Linked DNA regions of Homo sapiens: region 1 is linked to region 2. The links are chromatin contacts, found by Hi-C or POLR2A ChIA-PET in ENCODE. All regions are on one chromosome and are shown on one strand. The core of a region is the stretch at or near the end of the contact, and the rest is flanking DNA. Distances in the headings are between cores, read along the strand shown. Region 1 overlaps NAB1 (NGFI-A binding protein 1). Region 2 overlaps MFSD6 (major facilitator superfamily domain containing 6).

The links. Hi-C counts contacts between places; a loop is a spot of excess contacts on that map. ChIA-PET counts read pairs that join two places held with the same protein, here RNA polymerase II (POLR2A). Pooled maps may share reads with other maps.
Region 1: a loop to region 2 is called in a map with no recorded cell type, with 4 times the contacts of the local background. The contact joins two enhancer-like sites. A Hi-C loop is called at or near these places in 1 of 37 single-sample maps with no recorded cell type and 2 of 50 pooled maps. POLR2A ChIA-PET finds 5 or more read pairs at or near these places in 1 of 52 experiments (activated T-cell).

The regions. Positions count from the first base shown.
Region 1 is chr2:190,675,490-190,681,910 of GRCh38, forward strand. All of the region lies in intron 6 of NAB1 (NGFI-A binding protein 1), which reads left to right. Among named protein-coding and RNA genes, the nearest start is that of NAB1, 30 kb to the left of the region's middle. RefSeq lists enhancers at 326-395, 3,249-3,298. Within about 2 kb of position 5,007, at least 4 of the 41 ENCODE cell types and tissues checked have a DNase peak (open chromatin) inside an H3K27ac peak, as active enhancers do.
Region 2 is chr2:190,428,953-190,435,112 of GRCh38, forward strand. The region is part of intron 2 of MFSD6 (major facilitator superfamily domain containing 6); the gene reads left to right. It also overlaps a transcript of NEMP2 not described here. Among named protein-coding and RNA genes, the nearest start is that of MFSD6, 24 kb to the left of the region's middle. RefSeq lists a silencer at 1-70. Within about 2 kb of position 3,710, at least 2 of the 41 ENCODE cell types and tissues checked have a DNase peak (open chromatin) inside an H3K27ac peak, as active enhancers do.

The sequences.
Region 1 (6,421 bases), core at 3,757-6,256, 250 kb after region 2:
CTTTAAATATACTCCACTAGAGATACTTGAGTTATAGTTCTATACGGTTAGTTTATTGGTTTACTGGAGGTCACAAAGCCACTTGAACAGCTCTGGATTCAAAATTAAGATAATCAGTGTTACTTTTCCCTGTGAATAACTCTTCTAACCCTTCCTAAATAAGACAAGCGACAATCGGCCCCAGGCTTCTTTAAATGCTTTTATAGACACTAGACTTTTGATTTTGTTTCCCAGAAATAAGTAGTAACTACACCTTTGAATTTAGGACAGTGGCTCACTTTTTTGTTGTTGGTTTGTTTTTAATTTTGTTCTGTTCCTCTTTCTTAAAAAGCACTTGTGTATTGCAGGTCATCAGTATCTCTTGAACGTGTGTGTGTCTTGTGTGTATGTATACCTACACATGTAGATGGTGTAATCCTTTGCAAAATATATAGTATTGGTATGAATCCTTGTCTGTGCTGTACTATAAGTCAAATTTGAGATACCAGAACTATTTCCGGAAGCTGTTATGAGGTAGATAGTACTGGCTGTATAAAGTTACCACTCCCTTAAAACTTTTCACCAAGTACTGGTGCTTTATGTCTACCTTCTATATGGCTTCTGGGGAGAGGGAGAATTTCTGGTATGAGAAGAGATCAGGGGAGACTATTGGGAAGGTGTAATTTGAGCTGGGTTTTTAAAAGAAGGGTAGAATTTCAAAAGGTAGCGATGTGGGGAGGGGATTGGGGTGGCATTATAAAGATAGACTAGCATGGGCAAAGACAGAGGTAAGAAAATACTAAGCATGTTCAGAGAACAATAAGTTTGTCTAGGGAATGTGATTGACACAAAGGACCTCATAAATAAAACTAGAAAGAATTTAGAATTCTTTTAACATACTTTTTCTCTTATTTCATTTGAGTCTTTCTCTTGTGATTCTCAGCTTGTTATTTTCTATTTAAAGAAAGTAATATACAAGACTGAGCATGGTGGCTTATGACTGTAATCCCAGCACTTTGTGAGGCTGAGGCAGATGGATTGCTTGAGTCCAGGAGTTTGAGACCAGCCTGGGCAACATGGCAAAACCCCATCCTTACAAAAATTAGCCAGGCATGATGGCATGTGCCTGTAGTCCCAGCTAATCAGGAGGCTGAGGTGGGAGAATCACTGCCCCACTGCACTCCAGCCCGGGCAACAGAGCACAACCTTGTCTCAAACAAAGGAAAAAAAGTTTTTAAGTAACGTACAAATAAACTTAAGCTTAGCCCATTTTATAGTGTAACAGATTTCTAATTACAAGGCCCAAACTAATGAGACAAGTTTTTCTCTTTTTTCAAATCTTTAAGTGTTCTAAAATCCTTTATAACAATAAGCATATGTGCCACATTGCTGGCTTTTTCCATCTTAAAAACATAATTTTTACAGGGAACAAAAAGAAATGTAATGTTGAGCAGATAAAATAAAATAACATCAAAATAATTTGACATGTAAAGGAAAGAGAAACATTTTTTTGCTTGTCATTATTAATGCATTAGGGTACACTAATACAAGTAGTGCTGTGTTCAAGCTCAGTAAGATCTTTCGTTCCTAAATACTGTGTTTTCCTGATCTATACATGAAGGCTTGGGTGGAATGAAGTTATAATTCATTGACTTGTCTGATTTTTCTACCTGGAAAGCTCTTATTTATGTAGTAGGTTGTTCCCCCTTAAAGGATAGTTACTTATTTGATTTAAAAAAAAAATAGCAGTATACACATTGCATAGAAGTAATCAAGATAATCTGTTGTCCTTAAATAGTGTTCCTCCTTACAGGGTATGTTAAACATTAAAAAACAGATTTTGAACTTTAATTCCTAGAATATATGAGATGGACATGGAGAAAAAGATCGCCTGCTAGCTTAGGTGTGCCTTAAGGAACCTACCATTTGGAATGAAATCTCTAGGGAAACGTTTCTTCAGCTAGTTAGTAAGTGAGGTTGGAATCCTTCTGCTTAGACGGAATGAATAACATGTCCACTGGAACACAGCCCTCTGTGAGTCCACTTTCAGCTGAAATGAAAATAGATTTTGTTTATTCTTACTTATCTTTTGAATTAGATCTAATTAAATCTTCTCATTCTGGGGCAATTGTAAAAATCGCTACTTTGTATTGCTTTTATTTTGTGTCAGTCCCTACTAGACATTTGGAATTCATTATCACAAACATTCTTGTCTAACCTATGTGGAGGCTTTATGATTTCCATTTTACAGCCAAGGAGAGACCCAGACAGGCTCAGTATCTTCACCTGTGTTGCCAAACTGCTATCCAGTAGCAGAGCCGGGGCTTCCTATCTATGTCTGATTCCTGAATGTCAAAGCAGTACCACCTTCCTAGGTGCTAATGATTATTCACAAAGCATCTTACCTGTGAAAAAAACACTATTGGGGTTATACCTTTCCTCCTAGTACCGTGTGAAGGGCGAAATGTGTGCAGGACTGGTAGTCTTTGAAAAGGGTGGATGGTGGCAGTTATTATTTTCTAATCCAAGAAATGTTATGTAGTAAACAGTTACAAGTTTTGAGTAGAAAATTTAACAATGTAAATTACAAAATATTTAAATATAAGAAATTTTCATTTGATATGCTGATTGTTTATGAGTAAAAACCTTGTGTTGGGAAGATACACAGAGTAAATCAGAAAAATTAGTTTGATTTCCTTATGTCCTACCTATGAAAGAACATATTTAAGGTGGCTTGACAGCTCATTCAAGGGGATGAAAAATCAAGAGCCAAAGTCCCTGGCTCTCTTGTCTTCTCCTAAATTTTTTTAAATGTTAGTTAAAAGTGAATTCAATTGGTAACCTTTCTTTTTCATTAAGAACACATTCAGTTCCATGAACAAATTTGTTATTAACTCCAATGTTATAAGTAACATCTTAGAAGGGAGGAAGGATATATAAAGCTACAGTCTCAGACCTGGTGATGGCAGCTGACTAACTGGACTGAGTGCTATTTCTCATTTGAGTTTTCTTCATTCGCTGAAATTGCTGGAGACTGGGCAGAGATGGGAAATGACAGCATTCTTGACCCTGTGGGAGTCAGAGGTGCAAAGCATTCAGAGATAAGTGGATGAAAGAAATGAGGTTTGTTAATAGAGCCCAGGAAGTCAGAGAACTGGGGCTTGAAGAAGAAAGACCTAAAGGAAACATCTGCTAGCAGTTCCAGCAAGGTGGGGGTGGGAGAGCAAGGAAGGGGGAGGAAAGAGGTTCAGAATATCCACCTACGCTGCTACTAAGCTTGTTGAAAAGAAAGCTGGTCTAATTTGACGTAGACTCTTCCCCTCTGGATCAGAAAAAACAGAAGCATTACAATATGCTATTCATACAGAAAGTGTGATTAGAAAAAAGGAAAATGCACATGTGGGGTTGAGAACATCTGCTGTAACAAGTCATCTAGAGACAGCTAAGCAGTGGCTTTAAAGCAGCTTGCTAGTGTTCGGCAGAAAGGATGAGGAGGCATGGGGATGGAGACCAATGGGATGAGAGTAATTAGGTCATGCACCAGCCTCCGTCCCATAGCTTTTATTTTCTCAGTGATCAGACCCAGAGTCTCGTCAGCAAGGAAACACTGTGATTAATGGCATCAGCCAAAAATATGACATGGAGATAGATTGCTCATAGTATGGTGCAGCTAGCTGGTGCCTGGGAAACAAGCTTACGAGACATAACGAAATTGTGCACCACACATAATGTGAAAGAGACCAGTTTCTTGGGAATGTTCTTACTTTTATTTCTAAGTCATATATTTTGGGGACCTTAAATCTACTTTATGTGACATGCAGTGATAGCTACTCGATTTTGTAGTTTTTCCATCCACAGTGAACTGTCAAGACTGTAGGAGTAAATAATGACTAATGTGCTCAGTTGCAGAGAGATCACTGATTACTTTGGATAATTGTTATTTATTACTTATTTTAGGCTTTTATTTATCTTTATTAATGGTGGAATAGTGTCCATTTTCTAGCAACTTTCACATGTAGAGTTTGAGGTTCCCCCATCCAGCTTTTTCAGTATTCTCATGGTTGAATAATCCTGACTTTAGTGCCACCAGGTATTTGTATGGCAATGTGTACTTTTCCAAGGTTCACTTATTTGCGTTACTTTATTTAATCCCCACAAACTTCCAGTGGGCAGATACACAGGTGGTGTAATCCTAATTTAAAAATTTGGATCACTGGAAATAATGAGGTTTACTTTTTTGCCTGAGATCACACAGCTGGTTCCTAATGTGAAATGCCTAGATCATACCTTTCTCCTGCAAGTTCTTCCAGAAACAGTATTGAGGCATTGGGGCTCATGGGGATTCTGATTGGTGCACTCCACTCAGATTCTGCTGATGAACTGATAACCCTCTAATCTGGGTCTCCAGCCTTGATTTTACCCCAAGCTCCAAACTCACTGCCCCTGCTTACCTGGCTTATCTACACACGGAGGTCTCACTAGCAAATGAGCTCAACCGAATTCATCAGTGTTCTGGCCCCTCCCAGACCTCGTGATCTTGAGTTCCTTATTCTAGAGAATGTCATAACCAAACTCTCAGTTGCCTTATTTCTGCGGCACCTGCCACTGTCCAGGGCTGGGCCTTCACCAGCAGCCCTCTAACCAGTGTCCCTGTCACCACCCTGAACTCCCCTCCTCCGCGTACATTCTCCCCATCACATTCACATGTGATGGGCTTTCTGAAATGCAAATCCGATCAGTCTCTTCCCTGAGACTTTCAATGGCTTCTCTTTGTATTTAAGATAAGATCTAAAATTCTTAACATAGCTTACAAGGGCTTACAGAATCTGGCCCTGTGTTTCCACCTTCCCTCACCACTCCCTCTTTTTCAGTGTATATTGAATATTTTCCGGCTTCCCAGAGTGTGCCCTGTTCTTTTTGCCTCCAGGCATCTGTACCAGCTGCTTTCTTTTGGAACTCTCAGCCTAGACACCCTGGCCTCTGGGATGCCTGCTCTGCCACAGCGCCCTCTGCTGTGCTCTGGGTCTCCGTCCATTTCCCTCCCTGGACTGTGTTGTCAGGAGCGCCTGAGGCATGGCCATCTTGTTTGACGTTGTATTCCCATATTGAGTACAGTGTATGAATCAGCTGGGTGGATGCGACATTTTTGTTGAATGTATAAACACATGTTTCTAGATTTCCAGTGTTCTTTTCACTGAGATAGTTCCCCACGAATGTGCTTAATATTCTCTGGTTGATTTTAGTATTAAATGTTGAGTTCTTCCTTCTCTAAGATGTCTGTACTTTGTAATTGTCCATAAAATTTCTCTTTTTTCCCCAGTATGATGCTTTACTCTGATTAAATCTGGTGGCTTTTTGGATGAACTTAACAGATATCAGTAACAAACATTTATCAAGTAATTCCTATGGGCCAGGCACTGTGTTAAGTATTTTTCATGAATTTTCTGCTTCCTTAAAATGATTCTGCAAGTTAAGTACTATTGTTATCCCCATTTTATAGATGAGAAAATAGACACAGAGAGATGAAATAATCTACCCAGTATCACAGCAAATAAGTAGTAGAGTTGGGTTTTGAACTCTGCAAGTCATATAGTTAAAGCCCGTCCAGCTTATGAAAAACAGAGCTATAATTTCTGTTTATAGAAATGCCTGTGTTTTTGTGAGTTTCATAAAGGTAGTAACTCTGAATTTATGGACTGAGCATAGGCTTTGAAGCTAGCGTTGTAGCTGTAAAAAAAAGGAAACCCAGTCTTGTCTGTGATGAAGATTAAATGAAATAATGAACATAAAATATAGAACATAGGGACTGGTATATTGTAGACCCCTGGAAAATGATAACCGCTTATATTGAAGTTGTTCTAACTCTTCTACTAGCTTACCTCACTGAACTTGAGAACTTAAGCAGTTCCAGTGGGGTGGGGGTTTGCTAAAGAGAAAGTTGGATTTTTCAGTCTAAATAGAAAACTTATTTATAAGAAAACTGGAATGGCTAAGAAAAAGGGAACTTTGGATTTAGCTTGGACTGTATACACTTATATGAAGTTCATTTTAGCTTATTTTATGATTATGTTCCATACACATCTGTGAGCCAACATGGAAACCTAGAAGAGTGGCTATTTTCAACACTTCAAAAGTGCTAATTACATACTGGCCCATGATAAAGCTACATAGGACCATCTTAAGACGTTAAGTTTATTAGCTCTTGGCTCTATATCATGTCTTTGAATTTTAAAAATAGCAAATTAGTTATTACTTGGGGAATGTATTTTGATAGATAAAATATTTGAAAGAAATCTGCAGTGGAGAAATAATTTATTGAAAAGACCCTGATGGGGGAAAATTTTTGAACCACTATCTTATATCCCAAATAAGGTAAAATATTTTGTTATTATTACATTATTCCATCTTTTTCTGCTGTGTATTGTAAGAACTTTGGTTTTTA
Region 2 (6,160 bases), core at 2,460-4,959:
GTGAGCCACCATGCCCAGCCTCAATCTTTTTTATTTCAGCCATTTTTAGAGTATGTTACATTATTGTATTCTGGTTTTAATGCTTTCACTGGCGATTAATCAAGTTGATCATCTTTTTACATATTTATTGGCCATTTGTATAGGCTCTTTTGTGAGGTGCCTATTCAAGCTTTTTGCTTATTTTTCCTATTGGGTTACCTGATATTTTCCTACTGATTTTTTTCTATTGATTTTAAAGAATAAATTTTTATATATCTGTATAATTCTTTTGTTACGTGTGTGTGTGTGTGTGTGTGTATACATATATCACCAAAATATCTTCTCTCACTCTTTGACTTGCCATTTCAATCTTTAATGGTAGCTTATGAACAGAAATTCTTTTTTTTTTTTTGAGATGGAGTCTCACTCTGTCGCCCAGCCTGGAGTACAGTGGTGCAATCTCGGCTCACTGCAACCTCCGTCTCCTGGGTTCAAGCGATTCTCCTGCCTCAGCCTCCCAAGCAGCTGGGATTACAGGCACCCACCACCATGCCCAGCTAATTTTTGTATTTTTTTAGTAAAGACGGGGTTTCATCATGTTGGCCAGCCTGGTTTCGAACTCTTGATCTCAGGTGATCCTCCCAAAGTGCTAGGATTACAGGTATGAGCTACTGCACCTAGCCAGAAATTCTTAATTTTAATGTAGTTCAATTATTTTTTCTTCTTTAATGTTTAATATACTCTGTGTCTTATTTAGTAAATATTTTCCTATCTATAAATCTTTAAGATATTTTTCTATGTTTTCTTCTAAAAGCTATGTTATTTAATCTTTGACTTTTAAACCTATAATCTACCTGGAATTCATTTTTGTATATGATGTCAGATACATATATCTGTGTATTGTTGCTCTTGTTCTTTTTTTTTCTTTATTATACTTTAAGTTCTAGGGTACATGTGTACAATGTGCAGATTTGATACATATGTATACATGTGCCATGTTGGTGTGCTGCACCCATTAACTCGTCATTTACATTAGGTATATCTCCTAATGCTATCCCTCCCCCAGCTCCCCACCCCCCAACAGGCCCCAGTGTGTGATGTTCCCTGCCCTATGTCCAAGTGTTCTCATTGTTCAATTTCCACCTATAAGTGAGAACATGTGGTGTTTGGTTTTCTGTCCTTGTGTCAGTTTGCTGAGAATGATGGTTTCCAGCTTCATCCATGTCCCTGCAAAGGACATGAACGCATCCTTTTTATGGCTGCATAGTCCTCATTCTTTTTTTTTTTTTTTTAATTGATCATTCTTGGGTGTTTCTCGCAGAGGGGGATTTGGCAGGGTCATAGGATAGTAGTGGAGGGAAGGTCAGCAGATAAACAAGTGAACAAAGATCTCTGGTTTTCCTAGGCAGAGGACCCTGCGGCCTTCCGCAGTGTTTGTGTCCCTGGGTACTTGAGATTAGGGAGTGGTGATGACTCTTAAGGAGCATGCTGCCTTCAAGCATCTGTTTAACAAAGCACATCTTGCACCGCCCTTAATCCATTTAACCCTGAGTGGACACAGCACATGTTTCAGAGAGCACAGGGTTGGGGGTAAGGTCACAGATCAACAGGATCCCAAGGCAGAAGAATTTTTCTTAGTACAGAACAAAATGAAAAGTCTCCCATGTCTGCTTCTTTCTACACAGACACAGCAACCATCCGATTTCTCAATCTTTTCCCCACCTTTCCCCCTTTTCTATTCCACAAAACCGCCATTGTCATCATGGCCCGTTCTCAATGAGCTGTTGGGTACACTTCCCAGACGGGGTGGTGGCCAGGCAGAGGGGCTCCTCACTTCCCAGAAGGGGCGGCCGGGCGGGCAGAGGCGCCCCCCCCACCTCCCTCCCGGACGGGGCGGCCGGCCGGGCGGGGGCTGACCCCCCACCTCCCTCCCGGACGGGGCGGCTGCCGGGCGGAGACGCTCCTCACTTCCCAGATGGGGTGGCTGCCGGGCGGAGGGGCTCCTCACTTCTCAGACGGGGCGGCTGCTGGGTGAAGGGGCTCCTCACTTCTCAGATGGGGCAGCTGGGCAGAGACGCTCCTCACCTCCCAGACGGGGTCGCGGCCGGGCAGAGGCGCTCCTCACCTCCCAGACGGGGTCGCAGCCGGGCAGAGGCGCTCCTCACATCCCAGACAGGGCGGCGGGGCAGAGGCGCTCCCCACATCTCAGACGATGGGCAGCCAGGCAGAGACGCTCCTCACTTCCCAGATGGGATGGTGGCCGGGAAGAGGCGCTCCTCACTTCCCAGACTGGGCAGCCAGGCAGAGGGGCTCCTCACCTCCCAGAGGATGGGCGGCCAGGCAGAGACGCTCCTCACTTCCCAGACGGGGTGGCGGCCGGGCAGAGGCTGCAATCTCGGCACTTTGGGAGGCCAAGGCAGGCAGCTGGGAGGTGGAGGTTGTAGCGAGCCGAGATCACCCCACTGCACTCCAGCCTGGGCACCATTGATCACTGAGTGAACGAGACTCCGTCTGCAATCCCGGCACCTCTGGAGGCCGAGGCTGGCGGATCACTCGCGATTAGGAGCTGGAGACTAGCCCGGCCAACACAGCGAAACCCCGTCTCCACCAAAAAAATACGAAAACCAGTCAGGTGTGGCGGCGCGCGCCTGCAATCGCAGGCACTTGGCAGGCTGAGGCAGGGGAATCAGGCAGGGAGGTTGCAGTGAGCCGAGATGGCAGCAGTACAGTCCAGCTTCGGCTCAGCATCAGGGAGACCGTGGAAAGAGAGGGAGAGGGAGACTGTGGGGAGAGGGAGGGAGAGGGAGAGGGAGAGGGAGCATGAGCATCTTGTTCTTTATTTTCCTAAGAAATTGCCTTAAATTTTTCTTTCATATCATCTCAATTTTTCATTTATGCTATAATACTTATAAATTCCAGAGCTTTTTATTCAAGTATTCCTTTTATCTGTCCATCCTTTTTCTTTAAAAATATACATTATTCTGGTATTGTTTCATAGTTGCATAATCTTCTCTTATTTCTGAAGATAATCATATATTCAAAAGTATTTTCCTTTTTACTTGGCTTCTGATTTCTCTGGACTGATAGTGTTTCCTGTTTTGGTTCTGTTTTTCATGTAACAGACTTTCCTCAAATGTCTTATAATCCTTGGTAATTACTCATATTTAGTGGAAGGTCTTGATAACTCTGAGTTCCTGTGTAGGGTCATTGGGTTGTGTTGTTTAGTTGGAGAGGTTTCAATATAAGCATCTAGAAGTCATTCCTCTTAGGCTAACCAGATTTTCTAGAGAAGAGGCTTTAACTTTCCTGCCTAGAGGATGGAAGTCTTGCCAGCCTCTGGGAACCTCCTGAAGAAAGTGGGATGGGGAAAGGGGCCAAGGCTCAGAATCCAGGATGTGTATGTTCACTTGATGCCCTGCTTTCAGCATGGCACCGTTTACAACTCTGCTTGGTGCTCTATGGCCAGAAAACCTCTGTGTTTCTTGTTTGTTTTTGTTTTTTGAGACAGAGTCTTGCTCCGTCACCCAGGCTGGAGAATGCAGTGGCGTGATCTCGGCTCTCTGCAACCTCCGGCTCCTGGGTTCAAGTGATTCTCTTGCCTCAGCCTCTAAAGTAGCTGAGATTACAGGCACCTGCCACCATGCCTGGCTAATTTTTGTATTTTTAGTAGAGACAGGGTTTTGCCAAGTTGGCCAGGCTGCTCTTGAACTCCTGACCTCAAATGATCCACCCACCTCAACCTCCTAAAGTGCTTGAATTACAGGCGTGAGCCACCGCACCTGGCCAAAATCTCTGTGTTTTACTTTCCAGAGGAAAATAACCTGCATTTGTTTGGGGTTTAGACTTTCAGTCAGCTCTATTTGAGCACCTCCCCAACCCCTGCCACCCCCGCCCCCCAACACACACACACTCTCTCTCTCTCTCTCTTTCACTCACTTACTCACACATACACTCTTTCTCTTACTTGCATATAAATCTAATATAGCTAACTCATGAGCCTTTCAGGGATTCCGAGTAGTAAATTTTATTAGTTCTTGGCTTTCCCTATAATCAACCAAGGTTTTAGTTTTCTCAGATCTACCAAGTCTTTTACCAATTGTTTACTTTCTGCTTTCCGTAATTTTATTTTATTGCTATTATGTGCCCTTTAATCTTTCTAGCTTGAATTATGACTTTTACAGTGTGTGTGTATGTTTGGGTGTGTGTGTGTTTATTGTCATTTTAGTGGGTTCAGGGAAGGATTCAAACTACATGTGTTTAATCTGCTCTCTTTACCCAGAAGTATCACATAATTTTATACATTTGAAACACAAGAAATGTTTCTTTGAATTTTGAGCTCAGGAATTAAATTAATTTAGAAAATAGATTTGAGGGCAAATTATTTTTTCTTTTCAGATGATGAAATGGAATTGGAGCCGCTGAGCTGGATAGGTGAAGGCACTAATGATGAAGGAAAAATAGGTATAGAACATTAAAGAAAGTCATGTATAGCTAAGCAGCAAAAGATTGGATTTTGCTTAACCTTCACATTTTCTAGGAGGAAAAAAATGTTTTTCTTTCACTATTAAGAAAAACCTGATTTGGAAACTAAATAGAGGTGGTGGCCATATACATTGTGAATATAGTAAATTACCGCTGAATTGTTCACTTTCAAAATGGTTAATTTTGTGTTATGTGAATTTCACTTCAGTTAAATTTTTTTTAACCTAAAAAACCGACATGAACATTTTCAAAGCTTACAGCTACATTGACATCTGGCTTTTGGGGATAACAGATAAATTGACTCCTTACACAGGTCTCCTTAAGTTGTGTTCCATTGTCTACCTAGGAGCTTTGTAGAGATTAAAAAATGCTTACAAGTATAATTTTAGAAGGTTTTTCAGAATGTTATTCATTTTGGGAAAACAAAGAGCAAGATCTATTCCAAGGGGTAGCAAGTGAAACTGATATTTTTCTCTAGTAAAGAAAGTGAAAGGAGGCAGGGTGCAGTGGTTCACGCCTGTAATCCCAGCACTTTGGGAGGCTGAGGCAAGAGGATCACTTGAGCCCAGGAGTTGGAGAACGGCCTGGGCAACATGGCAAAAACCCCATCTCTACAAAAATTAGTTGGGCATGGTGGCACACGTCTGTAGTCCTAGCTACTTAGGAGACTGAGGTGGAAGGATTGCTTGAGACTGGGAGGTTGAGGCTGCAGTGCCATAATTACACCACTGCACTCCAGCCTGGGTGACAGAGTAAGACCCTGTCTCTCAAAAAAAAAAAAAGAAAAAAAAGAAAAGAAGGTGAAAGGAATTAACACATATTTAATGTATATACTTCCTACCATCAGAATCTGTTCATTGGAACAACATAATTCTTGATGCACACAAGACCTTTTGACACTTTAATCATTCAATCTTTAATAGAAGAAAGGGAAATTCTGATGGGATGCTGGCACAGTTCCTATAAATTTATATAAATGTATATTGCTAATATCGTATATGAAAAACATTTATTTATTTTATTTTATTTATTTATTTTTTTGAGACGGAGTCTCGCTCTGTTGCCAGGCTGGAGTGCAGTGGCGCAATCTCAGCTCACTGCAACCTCCGCCTCCTGGGTTCGAGCAATTTGCCTGCCTCAGCTTCCCAAGTAGCTGGGACTACATGCGTGCCACCAGGCCCAGCTAATTCTTGTACTTTTAGTAGAAACGGGGTTTCACCATGTTGGCCAGGATGGTCTCAATCTCCTGAACTCATGATCCGCCCCCCTCAGCCTCCCAAAGTGCTGGGATTACAGGTGTGAGCCACCGCGCCCGGCCAAAACACTGTTTTTCAAAAAAGTTTACTGGCATCTTATCTAAAATGTGTTATTTTTCAGTTTAGTGTGTCTTAGAGCAGGGTTCCCCAACCCCTGGACCATGGACCGCTACCACTCTGTGGCCTGTTAGGAATTGGGCTGCACAGCAAGAGCGGGCCAGCAAGCATTATCACATGAGCTCTTCCTCCTGTCAGATCAGCAGAGGTATTAGATTTGCATAGGAGCATGAACGCTATTGTGAACTGTGCATGCGAGGGATGTAGGTTGTGTGCTCCTTATGAGAACCTAAGAATTACCCTGATGATCTGAAGTGGAGCAGTTCATCCCAAAACCAACCCCCCTCTCCATCTGAGGAAAAATTATCTTCCATGAAACCAGTCCC